2 separate regions of the Mus musculus genome follow, and region 2 is linked to region 1. The links are chromatin loops, found by intact Hi-C in ENCODE. Cell type or tissue: left cerebral cortex. All regions are shown on one strand.

The links. A loop is a pair of places that touch in the nucleus more often than their neighbours do. Peaks named below come from ENCODE experiments on the same cell type or tissue, not always from the same donor. Only the 100,000 strongest peaks of a DNase experiment are listed, where the experiment ranks them.
Region 2: it touches region 1 in a loop (7-fold over the local background); 3 of 42 quality-filtered maps call a loop at or near these places.

What each region holds. Positions count from the first base shown.
Region 1 is chr7:133,038,090-133,046,089 of GRCm38, reverse strand. It overlaps a transcript of Ctbp2 not described here. Among named protein-coding and RNA genes, the nearest start is that of Ctbp2, 27 kb to the right of the region's middle. In left cerebral cortex, a CTCF peak has its summit at 4,941; DNase peaks (open chromatin) are centred at 5,243, 6,018 and 6,539; H3K27ac peaks cover 577 bases.
Region 2 is chr7:133,238,569-133,246,568 of GRCm38, reverse strand. No RefSeq gene overlaps it. Among named protein-coding and RNA genes, the nearest start is that of Gm35567, 27 kb to the right of the region's middle. In left cerebral cortex, no CTCF peak of the experiment used is centred here; DNase peaks (open chromatin) are centred at 1,811, 3,302 and 3,410.

The DNA.
Region 1 (8,000 bases):
GGTGGTGATGTCATTGAAAGGAGCTCTCCTTGCCTCGCATTGAAGTCAGCCTGAGCTTTGGGAACTTAGTGGCATTGCCATTGATCAGTCCTTTCCACAGTCACCAGGGAAGACTTGTGGGAACAGATAGGGAGGAGGAAGCCAGCCTGCCACGGCTTCTCCTGTTCACCTCAAGGCATTTATTAAGAGATGCCAAGTGCTGTGCTAGTCCCTTTCTTGAGCCACAGTTAGAAATCTCGATGAAGTAGTTCTTGTTACAGCTCAGGATTCCCAAATGTGATGGTTCAGGTGATGCACCCAGCATCACGTGACCAGAGCACAGTATCATCTGTCAGATGTTCAGCTGTTGTCTTCCTCCTCAATCTTTTCACTGCAAAGATGCTGCTGCCTAGATGTCGCCAGCACTGCCCAGCCATCTTGCCAGTCTTGGTCTGTGCTGTCCATCCCTCACGGCTCCGTATGCATGATGGTATCACTTCATGCCTTTTGGAATATCAAATCCTGAACTTCTGTTGGTCCCGATGCCCGATGGATGTGGCTCCTCTTTCTGTGAAGTTGGGAGTGTGAATGTAGATGTGGCTCAGTAGAGGAGTGGCCGCTGTGGCCTTTGCTTCCACCATACTCATGGAAGCTGAAGTGAGGACTGGCAGCTTTCTATCTAAAGCCTTGGGATGATGGATGCCTTTCTTCTCCAGTAGTTTGGTCCTTTATGTATAGCATAAGAGACAGATGGCTCAGTCTCTACTCTTCACTTTGTCTGGAGCTCCCATTTACTTCCCTATGCAAAATCCATGGGAACAAATCCCCTGGGAACCTACCCCATTTAGCCAAAAGTTCTCCTCCTTTGAGAGGAAGGGACTGAGCAGCCAGGTGGGGGCATCCCAATGTTGACTTTTCCCTGGAGTCTTTGCAACATTTAATACTATCACATATCCAGGAATACGCACAAATCATAGACATCACATAATAAATCATAGACAGCACACTGAGTTCTAAGTGTAATTAAACAGGCCCTTGCTGCAAGGGTGGACCTCACAGCTTCCCTTGGATTCTAGCTTCTCTGAAGCAGCTGTCGGGCCGTGGGGAGAGCAGAGTGTGTTTCCTAGAAGCAGGCGTTTCATCACCAGACTGCAGTTCTCCTGGGCATGTCTTGTTCTCTGCAGAGCAGTGGTAGGTTAGCTGCAGCTGCACTTAAGATAGTCATTCCAGAATAGTCTCTGCTCATTAAGTAGTAAAACCAGTGGGGTGGAGAACCTTGCGAAACTGAAATGTTAAGACATAAAACTTCACCAAGAAAGAAGAAAAGAACAAAACTGTCTTTGAGGTGAGCAGCTAAACCAGAAAGGGCTCATTCTTCATCCTGCTTCCTACGGCCCTCGGCAGGATCCCTACCTCCCACCTTCAGAGGGAGCCGAGGTTGACAAAGGGACAAATTGGAGTAGCTAGAGATGGGAAAGATCAACATGCGTTAGTTAGTTAGTAGCTGTGACCACGGGGAAACCCAAGGTGAGCTGTTCCCACTTACTTACCAGGCTCACAGGATCCCCGGGGACTGGTGAGACAGCTCTGTGGATAAAGGTGATGGGAGTTGGCTTCCTAGAGCCCACATGGCACGTGGTAGGAAGTCCTTTGGCAAGGTAGCCTGTGCCCTCCATGTGGGCATATGCACATTCACCCCGTAAATAAACGTAGTAAAATTTTTAATTAACAAGAGGGTGACTAGGTAAAGGTGCTTGCCACCGAGTGTGAAGATCTTGAGCTCAGTCCCCAGAACCCGTATGAAGGATGGAGAAACTCCCGGGTTTTCCTCTGACCTCAACTTGTAGACTGTGTCTTGCGTGGATGCCTGCTTCCTACTTTTCAAATTAATACTTTTTTTATTTTTTTATTCTTCTTAAATTTTTTAAAGAGCACAGTCCTCACACGGGTCTGAGCTCATGGTCAGGGTCTAAGGCACGCATGGCACCCGTCATGCTATCCTCTCACTGTCGGACTTAACAGCTGAGCTGGCCTACCTTCAGTTGGAACCCTTTACTTTCTTCTGGAGGACAGAGGCTTGCATTGCTAAGTTGGGAAATTGAGGACTGTTCTGTTCCAAATGATACAGTCTGATTTGGGTTCGTGGTTAGCAGCAGAGCAATCTCAAACACTGTAGACAGAACCAACAGTTGAAGAAAGACGTTTACTGGGGGACAAGGAAACACTCATGCAGCTGACACAGACAAAAAGACCCTTTGTGACGCCTAGCAGTTTTCTTCGCCACATTTAGGGTTGCCCAGTCTGAAGATAAACAGGGTGGTCCGAAACTACGTATGACACCCACGGATCCAGCCTCGGACTTGCTGAATCAGTCCATCAGCTGGTGGGAGACTAAAGTTGCCAAGCTTTGGTCTGAAGTCAGGAAGTTGAGGAAGAAGCTGGCCTTGGAGATTCATCACCTTTATTACCTTGGACATAGTGGACCTTCTCCCTATCTGTTGCCTACCAGGAGTCTAACTCCTAGTCTTTCACCATAACTGGAAAGAGAGAATGGAATGGGTCCTCGTGTTTGGCCTTGTTCACGTGAGAAGAGTGCCCTGCAGAAATGGCCCACTGACACCTTAACAATGGGGCAGAGATTAGGTAGTCAGAAATGGTCCAATAAAGATGACACTCTGTCCTTGGAGCGCATGACGCCACCTGCCCCTTCTTGTCATTTGGTCCTCTTTCCTCAGGTGCTCCATGCTTAAATGTCCTGAACTGTGTGGTTTATTTACAAATTCATAACCCTTCGCAGAAAACAAGACAAGCTGTTGACTGAGGTTCACTCTCTGTGCATTTGAAGAAACTGGATTTTACACAGAGGAAACCATGAGCTATACAGTTAGGGGCTGAGAATTGGGTCACCTTAGCATCCCTGGGCAGGGCGATGCTGCAGCCTGGGAAGTGGCTGTTGGGAATGAGTCCCCCACCCTAGGGTTTCTTTGTCAGAGAATGCTCTAAGAGGCTTGCACGCCCAGAAGCTCTCACCACCTCCTGTCTATGTTTACATTAGAAGTTTGTCCCATCTGAATGAATTCACAAAACTTTACATTCCTCCTAAAACTGTCATCCACAGAAAACACCACATTTATTTCAGGTGATGTAGCTAAACCCCTATTGAGTTTGCTCGCCCTGTGAGTTGATAAATCGTATTATTTCACTTGGTAGGAATCAGCAGTTTTATGTGGCAATTAATTTTTTTCTACTCAACGGAAGCCAAAGGATGAGGAATTTGTCTTTGTGCTTATTGAGAAGAACTAGGAAATTCTGTGGAAGGAATGTCATATGGATTGCTATGTTAAGGTGGCCTCCTCATAGGTGGCCTAGCATGCTCCATTGTTTTCTTCCCCTGGTAAAGGCAGAGGCAGTGGACAAATACCCACTCCTCTTTGGGATGGGATGGGCCTTATGGCGTGTTTACAGATGTAGCTTGCAGATAAACCCAATCCAGATTTCTTCAAAGAGTGCCCAGAATAACTTTAGCCTTCCAGCAAGCTTTCTGTAGAGGCTGACCGTGTGGCTGAGGTAGCTTGTGGGTCTTTCTTGCTGGGGCTAATGGATGCTCTGCAGGGTAGTGGGGCCGTGGCAGCTAAGGTGTGTCAGGGCAGCTGGTCAAGACTGAGCACTGCTCTCCAGGACCCTTCCAAAGGGTCTGAGTGTCCTGGCTGGGAGTGACTTTGCAGGGGCCTGGTCCAAAGAAAGTAATCTGAACTCAGCCAGCCTCCCAGAGGCCCAACAGTGTGCCCTTTCCCGAGGCTCGCCATTCGTAGGCACCAGAACTAAGTGCTCTGGTGGGCTTCACTAGAAACTCGACTGTATGAAGAGTTGTGTCTGTTCCCAGAGTCTTCCTAACAGTTTCGCAAAAATAATGGCACTTTCCCCATTTCACAGGTTTTATTTGGGAGGGAGAGAGGGTGTGTGTGTGTGTGTGTGTGTGTGTGTGTGTGTGTGTGTGTGTGTGTGTTTGGTTTGTTCATTCATGTTCATTCCTGAGTACTTGTTGAGCCAAGAGGACACCCTTTCAGGTTTAGTTCTGAAGCCCCACCCCTAGGCACACCCCTTCCCCTTTGAGATAAGGTCTTTCTCATTGGCCTGGAACTTACCGAGCAGGCTAGGCTGGTTGGCTGGTTGACCCAGGAATCCACACATTTTCCTGAGATTTCAAGGACATGCCACCAACCACACCTGGCTCTTCTGGGAATCAAAGCGTGGTCCTCCTGCTTACAAGGCTAGCGCCTCACCCACAGATCCAGCTCCTCAGCCCATAGATGGGCAGGTTTGTTTCTTTGTGAAAGCATTATTTATGGAAGCTAAGGTTCCTGGCCTGTGTCACAAACTCCTGCCCCGCTATATATTTTTTTTAAAGCAAATCTTCCCCACAGTCTCCTAACAGCGCTATTTTTGCATTGTGTGTCAGTAAAAGACAAAGATGGCCTCCTCTGAGAGGACCCACCCCTCCTAGGCGTCTAGGACTCAGGATGGAGAACCCCTGCTTTAGCTGACCCCTGTGTACTAGCTTGCCTCTGAGCCCTGCTGCAGGCTTACTCGCTTTTGCCTCTGCAATTGTGTGAGGCCCTTCATCTTCACATTCCAAATAAGTGAACTGAAATCTGTGAGAGTATGGGTCCTGTTAACTCTAGACACAACTGGACCTCTGAGGTTCAGGGTCCTCGCCCCCACCACCTCTAGACGATAAATCTGACCACGTCCTACAATTTTGAGTAGGGTAACAACACCTAATTTCTTAAACTTCTGGAGAGGAAGTGAGTACTTTTGAGATGCACAGGGCTCTTTGGGCTCTGGAATGTTCTTATCACCACACCTGTTGCCCATGGGCTGTTGGGGGAGGGGCGGAGTGGCTATTGAATGAGATAGAGGTGAGAACCTCTGCCTCAGAGTGCCCCTGAGCTAGCTGCTCCACCAGAGGGGGCAGTTCCACCCTTGGGACATCAGCAAGCTTTTTTTTCTTTTCCTTTTCCTTTTTCTTTTTCTTTTTTTAAACAACAACAACAAAAAAAAACCAGCAGAGGATAAAATGTTCGCTATAGTGAGCTGCTGAGCCCTAACACATTCCCAGATACTGGTAAGGCCTTAGTTGAGAACAGTGTGCTCAGCGTGTTGGATTGGCTCCAGGAAGGATGTTTTTAGTACAAATAAAATGATACATACCAGGGCTGTTTGCCTCTGCTGGAATCCAGTAAGAGGCCAGCATTGCAAGGCCCAGGGTCTAATAGGGCTGGCTGTGAGGTGCCCTCAGGCATACCTCCTGGGCCAGCTAGAAGATTCCAGAACAGCATAAATCATACACAGATGTCACACTACATGCCCTTCTTCCCTTTCCTTTCCTTGGGTAGATTAGTCCTGGACCAAGCTTTATATGTCTCCTGTGGGAAAGTGGGTCAGTTTTGGTTTATATGACATAAAACTAATGTACTCCTCTAAGACCCCTCCTTCCAGCTTCCTGTCTCCTCCTGGTCAAGGTCTGTCCACGTGGTACTCTAGCATCTCTCCCATAAGGCTATCCTGTGTATCTGTAGGCAGAGTTGAGATGGACACACAGGCACTTGGTCCGGTAGCGTCATGTTTGCTGTCTCCTCCTGGTCGCGGTCTGACCACCTGGTACTCTAGCATCTTCCCCTTACGAGTATCCTGCATGTAACTGTAGACAGTCGAGATGGCGTCTCTGGGCCTTCTAAAGCATAAGCATAGGCACTCGGTCCTGTAGCATCCTGTTAGTCACACACTGGGCACCCAGCACTGCTGGTGGAGTATCATGGCTGCTGGGGAGAAGTGGTGTTGTCACCTAAAAGCTTTTTTTGACTCTGACTTTTCTTAGATTCGATCCCCTGTGACTTGTTTGTGAGATTTGTCCCTGAGACAAAGGAGCAGACAGTGTGTGTACCATGGTGATTCAGTGGAAGTGTGAAGTGGAGTAGCTCAAGAGGCTTGCAGCCTTTGTTTTCCTGTGTGGATTCCCTTTCCAGTGTTTCTGGGGAGGGTAAAAATAGCTGGTGGTGCCTTAAAATAAGTGCCATGTGGAGTGTGTGTGGATCCAATGCACAGCCACATACGTCCAGCCTCCATAGTGTTCCTTCAGAGAACCACTTCACCCACCCCCACAAGTTCTAAAGATGAGGCCTGACATCTTGGATCTTTCCCTGGGAGAGATGATCCCCAGGGAAACAGGCCTTGTATTGTGGTTTGCTGAACTCACTAGTGAACTGTGAAGTCCCAAAGATGAGCCTGTTTTCTGTCTCAGTGTCTCGCTCAAAAGATCAGCAAAATCAAGCCCTATATAATCTTCCAAATGCACACTGGTTTTTTTTTTTTTTTTTTTTTTTTTTTTTTTTTTTGCCCCCACAGCAAGCAGAGACAAAGACTGGCAACATCCTGTGAGCCACTACCCCATATCTTCAACTCCCAGAGATGGTTGCTCCCAAGGTCAAGGTTGAAGGCAAAACCCTGATTTTGGACTATTGAGTAGGGAAAGGTGTGATGTTGCCTGGTTTGGCTCCTTCCTTCTGATGGGTCCAGCAGGATCTGTGTGAATCAGAATAGGTGCTGGCATTTCTTGGATCCAAGCAAAATTCAAAATTTCCCCTGAATGCTCTGGCTTAGACTCCTACAGCTTGTTCGTTCTCGTTCGTTCTCTCTCTCTCTCTTTCTATAGACAATTTTCCACTTGCCTGATATGAAATTATATGTTATCTTTTATGAAGCTTTCTGTAGTTGTCTTCCTGTATAAGCCAGCAGAAGAAACCAGCATTTGCCAACATCTGGCTCTGTGTTGCACACACTGTCTTGTGTGTCTTGTCTACCTGCCTGCATGTCTTTTATCTATCCATTCACCCACCACCTCATTATTTTATTTAATGACCCAGTGCTCAAGACAGGTGACATTGTGAACCTGTGTATAAAATCTTTCTTTTTACATTTTATTTTTATTTCATGCATATGAGTGTTTTGTCTGCATGTGGTGTATGTATGTCTGCATGTATCTATGAATGAAAGAATGAATGTCAGTGTCATATAGTGCCCTCAGAGGGCAGGAACTCTTGAAACTAGAATTACAGGTGTTAGTGAACTACCATGTGAGTGCTGGGAACAAGCCCAAGTCCTTTGAAAGAACACCCACTGCTCTTAAACACTGAGCCATCTCTCCAGCCCAAATCTTTTTTTTTTTTGGAGACAGGGTTTCTCTGTATAGCTCTGGCTGTCCTGGAACTCACTTTGTAGACCAGGCTGGCCTCGAACTCAGAAATCCACCTGCCTCTACCTTCCGAGTGCTGGGATTAAAGGCGTGCGCCACCACACCGGGCTTCCAGCCCAGATCTTTTCCTTTCTTACTAGTAAAGAAACAGAATCCATCTGAACTTTGAGCAGTGAGTTTGGTGATGCAGTTGATTCTTATATGTGTCTCCTGGCCTCACATTACTGAGAGGATTCTTTGTGAGGTCTTTTAGCTTTCAAAAAGATAACAGGGCTGACACTGTAGCCCAGTTGGTAGAGTACTCGCTTGCCTTGCATCTATCTACTAAGTCCCGAGTTCTATCTCAGTTTTGCATGAATGGAGTATGTGCCTGTAATCCCGGTGCTCAGGAAGATTAGGAATTCAAGGTCGTGCTTAGCAGTGGATTGAGACCCTGTTCTTCCTCACCCTCCTTTACAAATTAAAAGAAACATATAAATGCAGAAGACCATTGAGAGGATTAGGCAGTTGGGCTGCAGGCAGGAGTGTGCACAAAGTACTGCAAGGGAGCACCTTGCAAGGCTCCAGTCGTGTTCTGGGAGGTGTTCAGGCTGCCAGTGGAAGGGTCTCAAGTGTTCATTGCGGGTTTCTTAGTGCTCGTATCCCTTACATTGAGGGCCCTTTGGAAAAATGGAAACCATTCCTGTCTTCCAGCCTGGCCTTTCCATGCACCCAGCTTTGCCCCTCTGCATGTCGGTCATGTCCACAGAGACCTGTTAACTTCTCTGCT
Region 2 (8,000 bases), 200 kb before region 1:
ATGAAGACAGGAGAATCAAGAGACCAAGATCATCCCCCGCTACCTGTCAAATTCAAGGCCACGCTGAGCTACATGAGGCCTTGTTTAAAAGATTTTTTAAAAGAAAGAAAAAAGAAGAGAAGGGAAAAGGAGAGGGAAAAAAAGAAAAGAACTTTGCTTCTATTTCCCCACAAACACTGAACTTTAGTTCATTTCTCTATTAAAGTCCAGATGGGGGAACCCCAGGTTGTCACTATTTTTCAGACCACACCACAACTGCCACTAATACTTCTTTGTTCAAGTGAGAGTTTAAAATGTGTTCTTTTATTTTGGCACCACCCAATATAGATGTCCAACCTCCCAAGGTATGGAACTTGTAGATCCTCAGTCAATGTTTGGAGAATAAATAAAGAAACAAACAGATGGATGGATGGATGGACGGACAGACAGAGGGATAGATGGACAGACAGACAGATGGATGGATAGATGGGTAGATAGACTGGTAAGTGGATATATCTAAATGGATTGGACAGTAGATAGATAAACGATGGATGGGTGTACAGATGGGCAGATATTCAGATGAGTGGGAAATGAAGTATGTGTGTGTGTGTGTGTGTGTGTGTGTGTGTGTGTGTGTGTGTACCTGAGAGGGTCGATGATGAATGAATGGGTAAGTGAATGAATGAATGAACAATTACATAAGCAAATAAATGAGTGGTTTGGTACAAGGATGGATGTGTAAGTGGTTGAAGGAATGAAGGATAAGAGCATGGCTGGAGAGATAGACAAGGGTTTCAATAGATGGACATTCAGGTGATAATAGATAGATGGAGAGGTTGTTTATGGGAGAGTGAGTAAGTAAATAAATAAATTGGTGGGTATTTGAATAAGAAGATGGGGGGATGAATAAATAGGTTAAAGGATGGGTGGGTGAGTAGATAACTCACTGAAAATGTGAGTAAAAGTCCCCCAGTCACACCACACCCAAGAAGGCCAGAACAAGGACTTCCTCCTTTCCCCGATCCCATTAGAGCAGTGAGCCACTTCAGCGCCTTCCTAGGGCACGGCCAACCTATTGTGTTACTTCTTTCCCCAAGGTATAGGCCACTGTCTGGGGTTTGTAAAGAATACCTGGTGTGCCCAGGGACAGTTCCCTGCCCTGAGCAGCCCAGGCTGGCCTAATATGTCTCACTGGTCTCTATCCATTACTGGAGCAAGACAGCTAAGACCTACCTGTTGGATAAATAAAAAGACTGAACAACACACAAAAAAGAAATCACTCCTATTCTAGTATCCAGAAACAGTAGAAAGAGTTAACAATTTTACATGTAATTTCCCATTATTTTTAATTATCAAGTACATATTTTGAATACAAAATAGATCACACTGATATATATATATATATATATATATATATATATATATCCCTTTATATCAGCTTTTTCCTCTTGACAGCATAATAATTTCTTTACTTACTATTCCTCAGAAATACAGAGTCCCATTACAGGAACACACCATGATTTATTTCATCATCTTTTGCATTATTTCTGATACGCATTGTTAAAGCTCTGCTGTGATGGACTTTTTGGCTCTATTTTTAGACACACGGGGTCACTTCCTCAGAAGAAATCCCTGTGGTAAAACAGCTCCATTAAACGGCTGTGCAGAAGCACGAGGCTCTTCTTGTGAGTCGCCAGATTGTCCTCAGGAAAAGCTGTGCTAATTCACACTCCTGTGGCAGAGTGAGAGCCTGTGCAGCTGGCGCACTAACCTGCGCTGGTTTTAAAACAAACATGGGAGCAGGTTGCCGAGGGAGATCGGCTCTTTTTCATGCCGTGCAGACACCTTCAAGTTGCCCAGTTCCCACCACCCAATCTGCTGCTGAACTGCTGGCTGGGGGTGGGGGTCATTTTTAGAAAGTGCCAGAATCGCATGCTAGAGAACCTGTTGCCTCATTCAGAACCGCAGTGGGGACCAGGCTGAGTCACTGGCTCAGTCGATTGGAGCTCTTTCTGCTCTTCCGGAGGCTTTGGTTTTCAGCGCCATCAGACAGCTCACAGCAGCCTGCAACTCCAGTTCCAGGAATCCAACACTGTCTCCTGGCCTCTGTGGCACCTGTACATGTATGGTGTACGTAGACATAAAGGCGCATGCATGTAAACAACATAAATAAAAATAAACATCGCTTCAAAGAACAATGTTGCAGGCTGGGCAAATGGTTCATTCGTCCTGACACTGAAATGCTTGTCAGGCAAGCATGTGTACAAGATCTCCAGTGCCCACTTAAAACGCGTGGCGTGGTGATGTGTGCCTGTGATCCCAGAAGTGAGGTGGAGAGGTAGGACAGGTGGATTATATGGTTATATTCTTGACAATTTGGTGAGTTCCAGGTTCAGTAAGATATTCTCCCGGGGGTGGGGGGGGGGGGGAAGTGAGCTGGAGAGATGGCTCAGTGGCTAGGAGCTGGAGGGATGGCTCAGTGGTTAGGAGCTGGAGGGATGGCTCAGTAGTTAGGAGCTGGAGAGATGGAGCAGCAGTTAGGAGCACTTGTTGCTTCTGCAGAGAATTGGAATTTGGTTCTTAGCACCCACATCAGACAGCTCACAATCCTGTCTAACTCCAGCTCCTGGGGAATCAGACACTGCCTTCTGGCCTTTGTGGAAAGGCACCTGTATGTGCATCTATGTGTACACACAGAGAGAAGTGGGGAGGGGAAAAAAACTAAATAAATCTTGAGAAAAGCAATCCCTCCTATCCAGCTTCACCCTGCACCCATTAACCATCCTCTTTGCGACCCTCCCTCCCCCATAGCCCTCCCAGGATCTGGTAAGTGATGTTGTATTATCTCCATTGAAATCAGCTTTTAAAAGCTCTACCATGAGAGAATATTCTTCTTTGTGTCACTTAATATAACAGCCTCTGTTCCTTCCATGTCCCCAAGAGAGCCAGGCTTCCAGTTCTCCCAGCTTCATGGGTTTCTATTGTGTGTGTAGACTGCATTCCATTCATCCATTCGTGTGCACACGGACAGCTAAGTTGGTTCCATATGTTGGCTAATGCACGAGCCTTTGCTCTAATAAATGATATCCATCATGATATCAGGCGTCTCTTCAATGAACAAAATTGAGAGAGTAGAAAGAATGAAAGTAAGGTGCCTGCCTAGTATTCCATTTTCTGGAAATAAATGCCTTTGGGTGCGCCCTGCCGAGAATGGACCTCTTTTCTGTGGTTGTAACAGTGATGCGGCGGCGGCAGCAGCAATGGGAATCTGTTTGGTTTCTTACTTGCCAACACACTATAAGCATTTTTTTAAATCCTGTTACAAACTCCTGGGAAACTTAATTATAGCAAGTGTTTCCTCTTCCTTCGAGTGGGCGGAACACAGCCGACCCACATCCCTGAGAAAATAGTATGCCACATTAACAGTGATTAATAAAAGATGCCAGAGCCAGGGGTGGTGGCGCATGCATTTGATTCCAGCACTCTGGAGGCAGAAGCAGGTGGATCTCTGAGTTCGAGACCAGCCTGGTCTACAGAACTAGTTCCAGGACACCCAGGTCTACATAGCGAAGATATCTGCCTTGAAAAAAATATATGTTGAGCTACCAGACATGGTGACTCATACTTGCACTCCCAGTACAAGAGAGGCTGAGGCAAGAGAATTGCCCTGAAATGAGAGACCCTGTCAAAAACAAAAAACAAAAAACAAAAAACACCCGAGAACATAACTCAGTGGTAAAGCATGTGTCTACCATGCACAGGCACTGGGCTCACTGAAAAATAAATTATTTTAAACTAATATGCCAATAAGCAACATTATGCTAGAATGTCAGTGCACGTCCTTTAGTTCTTTTGCATGTGGTCATTCCGGTGAGTTGATTTAGAAGACAATTGTCCATGTGCAGGCAATGATCTCCACCCACCTCCCACCGTAAGCCACGCATGGACAGTTATACCTCTTCTGACCAAAGCAGTAACTTGGCATCTGGGCAATTTTAGCATGACAATTCCATAAGTACAAAGTCTAATGCTGCAGTTAGTGCTCTTGGCAAGGCAGGGGCCACCAGCAGGATGGGGCTGTGGCTTCCATGTGATCTTGGACAGAGGGAGTCAAAAGAAAACCCAAAGCACTCGATTTTGACTTTTCAATGACGAGCCCCTCACTAGTGAGAACAGCCTTTGGGGTCAAGTGTAGAATGCTCAGTTTGCAATCTGTATCTCCTCTAGAAGTGTGCCCACTACAGGGCTACAGCTCACGGGGCAGGATGGAGTGTTACTCCTATAAAAGGCCCTTTCCTAATTCCCTTGGCTTCGAGGGTGTTCACAAGGTCACCATGTAACCTCAGATGGCCTGGAACTTACTGTTCTCCTCTACTTCCTGAATGCTGGAACTACAGGGGTGTACCTGACACCCAGTTTATACAGTGGGAATCGAACCCAGGGCTCCGTGCTTGCTTAGGCAGACACTTTTCCAATTGAGGCATAACCACAGCCACTACCCATTGCTTTTCATGACTAAAAAGTTCAAATCATTGGTGCTGAGGCCCTGGGAGAGTTGACTCAGTCAGACAAGTGATTGTTGTACATGTCTGAGCCTGGATTCCCTAGCCCCACACGAAAGCCTAGCACCATGGCCACATCTGTCACCCAGCTCTGAGGAGACAAGTGGATTCCTGGAGCTTACTGGTCAACCAGTCTAACCAAAAGTGAGATTCAGGTTCAGTGAGGGATGCTGTCTCAAAAACTAAGGGGGAAGACAACTGAAGGAAACCCAGACATTGGCCTCTAGCCTCCACATGTGCACACACAGGCACACACCGATACAAAACACAAACACACAAAGTGCAGAGGCAGATTGACATAAGAAAAAATGGTCAATCTTACTAACAACCCAAGCAAAACTACTAAGACAGTAATTCATTGGGCTTTTTTGTTTGTTTGCTTTGTTTTGTTTGGTTTTTTCACATCGACCTGGGCAATACTAACCAGTAAGGCTAGAATAAACCCTCTCAGTGGGGTAATTTCACTATTTTACCAACAACTTCCTTTCTATAAATGAATCAAGGAAGGACTGAAATGGACACTGGTTATAGAGTCCTGGAGCTCCGTAGCGTGTAAGAACTTCACTGTGAGGAGCAGACCCCAAGAGAAGAAAATAAATGGGTCACTAGCCATGGTCTGCCTCCAGCTCCCTTAAGGTCTAGGTTCACAAGTGGAAAGAAACGAGGAAGGTCTTAGTCACGGGTCACTCTGGAAGGCAGCACGGGCAAGATCCAGGGTGGGCTTGTCTGGGCACACTGTTGGAACAGGTCTGAGAGATGGGGCCATTCCTGGTTTTCTACCTGTGCTCGCTATGCATTGCCCTAGCTGTCAGGGACCTGTCACAACAGAAGGCCTCTGTGAAGCAAATAGAGAACCCTAAGTTGACACAGGGACTGCAGAGGTCACTCATGAGGACATTGATCATGAAAACCAAATGCAGAAAAGGCTCACCTGGGTACACTTGGGCTCACAAAGGGGTGATAAACAAATGGATGGATTTATAATATGTGTTCTACTCATAGGGTGGCACATAAATCAGCCAATAAGAGGGATGAAGCTCTGACACATGCTCCTACATAGATGAAACTTGAAGACAGTGTGCTAAGTGAGATAAGCCAGTCACAATGGATCACAATGAACACATATTGTATAATTTTATTCCTGTAAGGTTCCTAGAATATGCAAATCTTACAAAAGAGGAGGAGGAGAAGGAGAAGGTGTGTGTGTGGGGGGGGTGTTTTAGTTAGGGTTTTACTGCTGTGAACAGACACCATGACCAAGGCAAGTCTTATAAAGGACAACTTTTAATTGGGGCTGGCTTACAGGTTCAGAGATCCAGTCCATTATTATCAAGGTGGGAGCAGGGCGGCATCCAGGCAGGCATGGTGCAGGCAGAGTTGAGAGTTCTACATCTTCATCTGAAGGCTGCTAGTGGAAGACTCACTTCTAGGCAGCTCACAGTGACACAAGTACCAACAAGGCCACACCTCCTAGTAGTGCTGCTCCCTGAGCCAAGCATATATAAACATCACAGTGTGTAAAGCCTTTGGAAAGCTAAGGCAGAAGGATGACAAATTCAAGGCCAGCCTATGCTACATAACAAAACCCTACTGATGACAGATAGATAGATAGATAGATAGATAGATAGATAGATAGACAGACAGTACATACAAACATATATATATATATACATAAATAGACAGATACATACATATATACATGCATACACAGGTAAACAGATAGATATATAGATAGATACATATTATCAGAGCTAAGGGAAAGAAAATGGTAAGCTTTTCCTTAAAGGGGTACAAAGGTACTTCTCAGGATGATGAAAATGGACTACAGCGGTTAGTGTGGTCCCATGATAGTGTGGCCATAGCCAATGGTGTATGATATTGCAAAAGTAATCAGCATCTTAAAAGGGCATCTTAAAGTCAGGAGTGGTGGCGCACGCCTTTAATCCCAGCACTCGGGTGGGAGAGGCAGGTGGATTTCTGAGTTCAAGGCCAGCCTGGTCTACAAAGTGAGTTCCAGGACAGCCAGGGCTATACAGAGAAACCCTGTCTGTCTTGAAAAAAAAAAAAGTGGATCTTAAAAATGATTAAAATGGCAAGTGGTGTGTGTGTTCACACGAGTGTGTATACATAGACATTCATTCATATATATATATATCAAGTCTCAGACCCCAAAAATATAGTCCTGGATGTTGGTGTCTGAAAGATCAAAATATAAGAGGTTTAAAAACCTACAGTTGGGGCCACCAATAAGGCTCAGTGAGTAAAGGTGCTTGCCATCAAGTCTGATGACCTGAGTTTGATTCCCCAGAAACCAACGTGGTAAAAGGAGAGAGCTAACAGCTACAAGTAGCTCTCTAACCTCCACATGTGCACTGTGACATGCACACTTACACACACATTAGATGTAACCTTTAAACCCTAAATTCTGAATTCCAAAAAATTACAATCCTGAAAGAGAGAAACATTACAACACTGTCAACAGCAAATGGCGATTTATTCTGCCCAGCTAGCTGCCTCCTGCAGTGTACTCAGTTTTAAAAACAAACAAACAAAAAGTGGGCTGGAGAGGTGGCTCAGCAGTGAAGAGCACTGCTCTTGCAGAGGACCCGGGTTCGATTCCCAGCACCAACATAGCATCTCACAACAGTCTATAACTCCAGTTCCAGTGCCCTCTTCTGACCTCCATGGGCACCAGCCTCACATATGATGCACGTACATGCATGCAGGCAAAATGCTCACACACATAATTAAATAAACCTTTTTTAATTTACAGAAATGTGCCAAAGTTATGCTCCAATTCTGTCTTTCAGAATTTTGACCAGCACTACAGTTGATGTGAATAAATCTTATTTCATACACTGACGTAAAGATAAAGCAAAAGAAGTTAGTTCACTGCCTGGGCATGCTGTTCAGTCTGAAGTGCGTGCCTGGCATACACAAAGCCATAAATTCCATCCTCAGCACCTCTGAAGCAGGGCATGGTGGTGCATACCTATAATCCCAGCACTCAGAAAATGGAGGCAGGAAGACCAGGAGTTTACAATCATCCTCAACTACATAGATTTCTGGGCCAGCCTGGGATACATAAGACCATAGTTCAAGAAAAATAAAAAATAGGGACAAGATTTAGCTAAGTGGTAGAGCACTTGCCTAAAAAGTGCAGGGGCCTGGGTTCAGTCCTCAGCTCAAAAAAAAAAAAAAAGAAGGAAAGAAGGGAGGGAGGGAAGAGGGAGGGAGAAAGGGAGGGGAGGGAGGGAGGGAAGAAATAAAGGAAAGAGAGGAAGGAAGAGAGAAGGGAGGGGAAAGGGAAGGAGGGAGGAAAGAAAGAAAGAAAGAATATAAAGTTGGTTGTGACATCTTCTCTAATCAGTAGTCATATCTATCATATATATTGTGTCTTGGCTAGTGCTAAAGTCATCTGAGAGGAGGGAGAAAATTGTCTCTTTGAAAGCATAGCAG